Linked DNA regions of Homo sapiens: region 1 is linked to region 2. Evidence: chromatin loops called from intact Hi-C (ENCODE). Cell type or tissue: heart right ventricle. All regions are shown on one strand. Each heading gives the region's core, and the rest is flanking DNA. Links, peaks and the distances in the headings are about the cores only. Region 1 overlaps CLTCL1 (clathrin heavy chain like 1). Region 2 overlaps CLTCL1 (clathrin heavy chain like 1).

Region 1 (2,807 bases), core at 144-2,643, 57 kb after region 2:
CTGGAGGTCAGGAATTCGAGACCAGCCTGGTCAACATGGTGAAGCCCTGTCTCTAGTAAAAATAAAAAACTTAGCTGAGCATGGTGGCACACGCCTGTGGTCCCAGCTACTCAGGAGGCTGAGGAACAAGAATCGCTTGAAACCAGGAGGCAGAGGCTGGAATGAGCCAAGATTGTGCCACTGCACTCCAGCCTGGGTGACAGAGACAGACCCTGTCTCAAAAAAAAAAAAAAAAAAAAATCTGACACTGGGGAATATGCAAAAAGAAATTACTCATCTGATAGTCCTGTGGTTTCTATGTATAAGGGGCTTAAGGAAGATGTCTGCCTGGGAGGACTACAACTGTGTTTGTACAAGAGTATTAGTGAGAACATCAACTGCCTACATCAGTGAAGCCAGAATGCTTAAGTTGCACTGAACATCCCCATGTTTTCACACCTATGTGGACACCAATATTTTTTCTTTCTGTATCTGTCTCCTTCCCAGTCTCACTCACTGCTTTATCCTTGTGCCTAGCATATGGATGGTAAACAAATAGTAAAACAAATTACTTGTTTCAGGGCAGTAAAATTTAGTTCATCTACAGTTTTTAAAACATACTTTGAGGGCCTGGCGTGGCTGCTCACGCCTGTAATACCAGCACTTTGGGAGGCCGAGGCGGGTGGATCACCTGAGGTCAGGAGTTGGAGACCAGCCTGGCCAACATAATGAAACCCCATCTCTATAAAAATACAAAAATCAGCTGGGTGTGGTGGCGGGCACCTATAATCCCAGCTACCTGGGAGGCTGAAACAGGAGAATCACTTGAACACGGGAAGCGGAGGCTGCAGTGAGCCAAGACCACGCCATTGCATTCCAGCCTGGGCAACAAGAGTGAAACTCTGTTTCAAAAAAATAAATGGGCTGGGTGCAGTGGCTCACACCTGTAATCCCAGCACTTTGGGAGGCTGAGGTGGGCGGATCACGAGGTCAAGAGATTAAGACCATCCTGGCCAACATGGTGAAACCCCATCTCTACTAAAAATACAAAAATTAGCCAGGCATGGTGGCACGCACCTGTAGTCCGAGCTACTCAGGAGGCTGAAGCCAGGAGAATCGCTTGAACCGGGGAGGCAGAGGCTGCAGTGAGCTGAGATCATGCCACTGCACTCCAGCCTGGTGGACAGAGCGAGACTCTGTCTCAAGAAAATAAAATAAAAAACACATTTTATATTTGAAACACGCTGGGCGCGGTGGCTCACGCCTGTAATCCCAGCACTTTGGGAGGCCGAGGCAGGCGGATCACAAGGTCAGGAGATCGAGACCATCCTTGCTAACACGGTGAAACCCTGTCTCTACTAAAAATATAAAAAATTAGCTGGACGTGGTGGTGGGTGCCTGTAGTCCCAGCTACTCGGGAGGCTGAGGCAGGAGAATGGCGTGAACCCTGGAGGCAGAGGTTGCAGTGAGCCGAGATTGTGCCACTGCACTCCAGCCTGGGCAACAGAACAAGACTCCATCTTAAAAAAAAGAAAAAGAAAAAGAAAAAGAAACTTACCAAAGAGCCTTTCCTAGCCTAAAGAGGGAGCTCTGTAAATGAGGGCCTATGAAGAATGTTGACACTAAGGTCTCTTCCAGAACTTACATTCCAGGAGTAGGTTAGTTCAGGGATAGTTAACTACATTTATATAATGCTTTACAGAACTTCTCTCAAATTACACTATTACAGGTTTTCTTTATTTTAACACCAGTGCACAAGACTCTATATTTATCCCAGTTAAATGTCAACTAGCTGGATTCTGGCCTGTCAAGATATATCCGATTCTAATTTCATCACTGAACTTTGCTATCCCAGCTTTGTGGCATCCTTCTTCAGCCTGCCAAGAGTGATGGTCATCTCTCTGGCATGGAGGCCAGCAGCAGGCCTCAAGAGAAGTGGAAGAAAATGTGGGAGAAGAGCCTGCAAACTCAGTAAAGTCTCAGTGAAGAAGCAAAGGAAGGAAAAATCAGACAGATTGCAGAAAGATTCCCCCTTAGAGAAGGGGGTGACAGGGTGCCAGCAACTACTACCCTAGGGAATACTGATAAACAACATGTCAGATAGATGCAGTGATCTGTCTGTGATCCTATGGGAGGATCTTCAGTGTGTTAAGTTACAAAAGCAAAGGGCAGAAGCATATTTAAAGCAGGATTCTTTTGAACATTTTTGGAAGGATATGGTGGCTTCGTTTATAGTGGTTTCCCCTGGGGAGAGACAGACAGAGGCTGAACTGAAAGATTTTAATTCCCATCAGACTAGCCCCTGCAACAGAAATATCTCAGCAGAGAGGAACCTTGACTCAGATCCTCCTAGGACTTAATTCTTTCAACCCAACCAACTAAAAAAGCACTGGTTTGTGTAGCTTAGGCATTCTGAACATTTAAATGTTCTATGGTGAAGATCTGTTTTTCCAAAGAGTCCCCATTCAAATTCATTTACTCTTTGGTCACCCACAATGCCACAGCGGTAGGTACTCCCACAAGGCTCACCCTCGCAGACACCCTGGCTGAGGCAGGTTACTCTCCTTGCTTTGTAAATAAACAAGTCAGAAGGCAACTAACTGGCCAGTATGTATTTCCAATACCAGAAGCAGTGGTAGGCCAACAGGCAAAATTTAACAGTTTACATGGTATCTTAAAATGACATTTTACATGGGATGCAATAATTTTAGGATGCAATGAGCCAACTGCTGTCTTAGTACATCAAAAACCACTTCACAAAATGAGATAGCTACATAATGGCAACATAAACCAAATATGGACTGGATTACTATGGGTACGTGTCCCTT
Region 2 (2,807 bases), core at 247-2,746:
CTCAAGCCTTAGATTAGCAATGACCAGAAGGAGACCTGAACAAAACAAATCCCATTTGTGCTTACTAGACTTCTCTACTAGGCTAAATACAGAACTAGGAGTTGGGGATTGCATTTAAAAAACAATGAACACTCCTGGAAACAATTTTGATGAGGCATAAAATCTTTTTTTTTTTTTTTTTTTTGAGACAGGGTCTCACTCTGTTGCCCAGGCGAATGGAGTGCAGTGGTGCAATCTCGGCTCACTGCTGCTTTGACCTCCCAGGCTCAAGCAATCCTCCCACTTCAGCCTCCCAAGCAGCTGGGATTACAGGCACATGCCACCACACCTGGCTACTTTTTTTTTTTTTTTTTTTTGAGATGGAGTCTCGCTCTGTTGCCAGGCTGCAATGCAGTGGCATGACCCCACCCTGCTCACTGCAACCTCCGTCTCACGGGTTCAAGTGATTCTCCTGCCTCAGCCTCCCAAGTAGCTGGGACTACAGGCATGCGCCACCACACCCAGCTAATTTTTGTATTTTTAGTAAAGACAGGGTTTCACCATGTTGGCCAGGCTGGTCTCGATCTCTTGACCATGTGATCCACCCGCCTTGGCCTCCCAAAGTGCTGGGATTACAGGTGTGAGCCACCGCACCTGGCCCACCTGGCTAATTTTTATATTTTTTTGTAGAGATGGGGTTTGGCCGTGTTGTCCATGCTGGTCTCAAACTCCTGGGCTCTGCTCACCTTGGCCTCCAAAAATGCTGGGGTTATAGGCGCGAGCCACTGCACCCAGCCACTAAATATTCTCTTGAAGTAAGTAATTTTTGGGCTAAGACTGGATAGGTCAACACAGCAGCCTTGCAGCATGGCTGAGTGAGTGCTCCCTCAGTATCTAATGATGGTCTTGACAAGCTACACTCCTGGGTGCCTTCCCCTGCCACCTGGCACACTCTTTCTTATTCCTTCTAGGATCTGCATCACCAACCAGGTATGGCCACAGAGTGACCACAGCCACTGTCACACACCAGACCACTTCAGAGTGATGCACAGAGTTGACGATCAAACACAGTACTAAGAGTAGGGCTTTAGAACATCTAGCACTTACCTGAGTCTCCTATCCTTTGTTTCCTTCAGGTTTATCTTTACTTCTTGTTTTCAAACATTTTCTCCTCATAGCAACAGTGTATTTTATAGAATGTAGAAACCATCACGCAGTCCTACTGCCCAGAGAAGACTGCCAGCGTCCTGGGGCACTAAGCCAGAGCCTGCTGGCACCTCACCCAACTACTTGTTTCTCCTTTAGGGTCTGGGCATTCCTTAGGGTCTGTCTGCCAAGTTTCTGAGTGACGCTTGGTGTGTTTCAAATCTCATTCACCAGAAACGGTTACATACACTCACAAAGTCATGAGAGTCCAGTAGACCCCAAGCAGCAAATTAACAGTACTTTTATTTCCTAGAGTTGGAATATGACCCACTTCTTAGCAGCTAACTTGTAGATTTGAATAAATTGAGGTAACAGAACAATATACTTAATATGTTGTTTCCTAATTATAAAAACAGTAAGTGATTATTAAAGAAAAATCAGAAGAGATAAGTAAAGAACAAAGTGAACTTGTACAATCTTATCCACTTAGTACCGTGGTGAACAGCTTGATATAAACTCCTCTAAATCCCTTTCTTGTATATATATCTAAATTTAACCCAAAATAGCACAGACATGTGATTTGATTATACCTGCTCCCACAAGTTTCAGGCCAACAAATGATGCCTCACCACAGTGAGATACCACTGCACGCCCATTAAGATGGTGATTACTATTATTATTATTTTAGACAGGGAAGATGTGTTGGCAAGGATATACAGAAATTGGAACAGCTGAGCATTGCTGGGAAGAATATAAAATGGTACAGCCTCCTGGAATACAGTATGGTGGTTCCTCAAAAAGGTAAACATAGAATTACTGTAGGACATGATCCAGCAAGTCCACTTCTGGATATATGCCCAAAAGAATTAAAGCAGGGTCTCAAATAAATCTTTGTACACCCATGTTAACAGCAGCATTATTCACAATAGCCTAAAGGTAGAAGCAACCCAAATGTTCATCAATGGATGAATGGATAAACACATGTCATATATACACATGGTGGACTATTACTCAGTTTCAAAAATGAAGGTGTTTCTAACACATGCTACAACATGGATGAACCTTGAAAATAATATGCTAAGTGAAAAAAGCCAGGTAAAAGGACAAATATTTTGTGGTTCCATGTATATGAAATATCTTGAAAAGCCAAATTAATAGAGACAGATTAGAATGGCAGTTGTCAGGGGCTGGGAAATGAGGAGTCACTGCTTAACAGTTACATAGTTACTCTGGGATAATAAAAGTTCTGGAACTATGTAGTGGTAATGGCTGCATAGCATTGTGAATGTTCTTAATGCCACTGTATCAGACACTTAAAAGTTGTTAAAATGGTAAATTTGGTTATGTATATTTTACCACAATGAAAAAAAGAAGAAAGGAAGAAATGCTGCCCTAATTAGAACTGTTTCCATGAAAGTCCTGTATCATGATTTCTGGAAAATCCTTTTAAGGAAAGTCATGGAGAATGTCCACTGAGAAGTACAAGATAAACATCTGGCACAAGCCCAGCCCAGTCCAAAGCCACTGTGCTCAAGTCTGCAAACCCAGAGAGGTGCCACAGGTGCTCTGCCTCTCGGTGTTAGCCTACAAGTCACTGACCTGGGGTGCATGAACAAGGTTCATCTCCAACAGCCATGTCTGCAGGAGTCCCTCAGCTGGGCGATTATTCTTCAAGGCATCCA

Evidence for each region. A loop is a pair of places that touch in the nucleus more often than their neighbours do. Peaks named below come from ENCODE experiments on the same cell type or tissue, not always from the same donor. Only the 100,000 strongest peaks of a DNase experiment are listed, where the experiment ranks them.
Region 1: it touches region 2 in a loop (5-fold over the local background); 16 of 110 quality-filtered maps call a loop at or near these places.

What each region holds. Positions count from the first base shown.
Region 1 is chr22:19,283,773-19,286,579 of GRCh38, forward strand. The region is part of intron 1 of CLTCL1 (clathrin heavy chain like 1); the gene reads right to left. Among named protein-coding and RNA genes, the nearest start is that of CLTCL1, 6.5 kb to the right of the region's middle. In heart right ventricle, for the core only: no CTCF peak of the experiment used is centred there; no DNase peak of the experiment used is centred there; H3K27ac peaks cover 2,367 bases.
Region 2 is chr22:19,227,114-19,229,920 of GRCh38, forward strand. CLTCL1 (clathrin heavy chain like 1) reads right to left here. Exons shown (of 33, transcript NM_007098.4): 11 at 2,725-2,807. Among named protein-coding and RNA genes, the nearest start is that of SLC25A1, 50 kb to the left of the region's middle. In heart right ventricle, for the core only: no CTCF peak of the experiment used is centred there; a DNase peak (open chromatin) is centred at 1,238.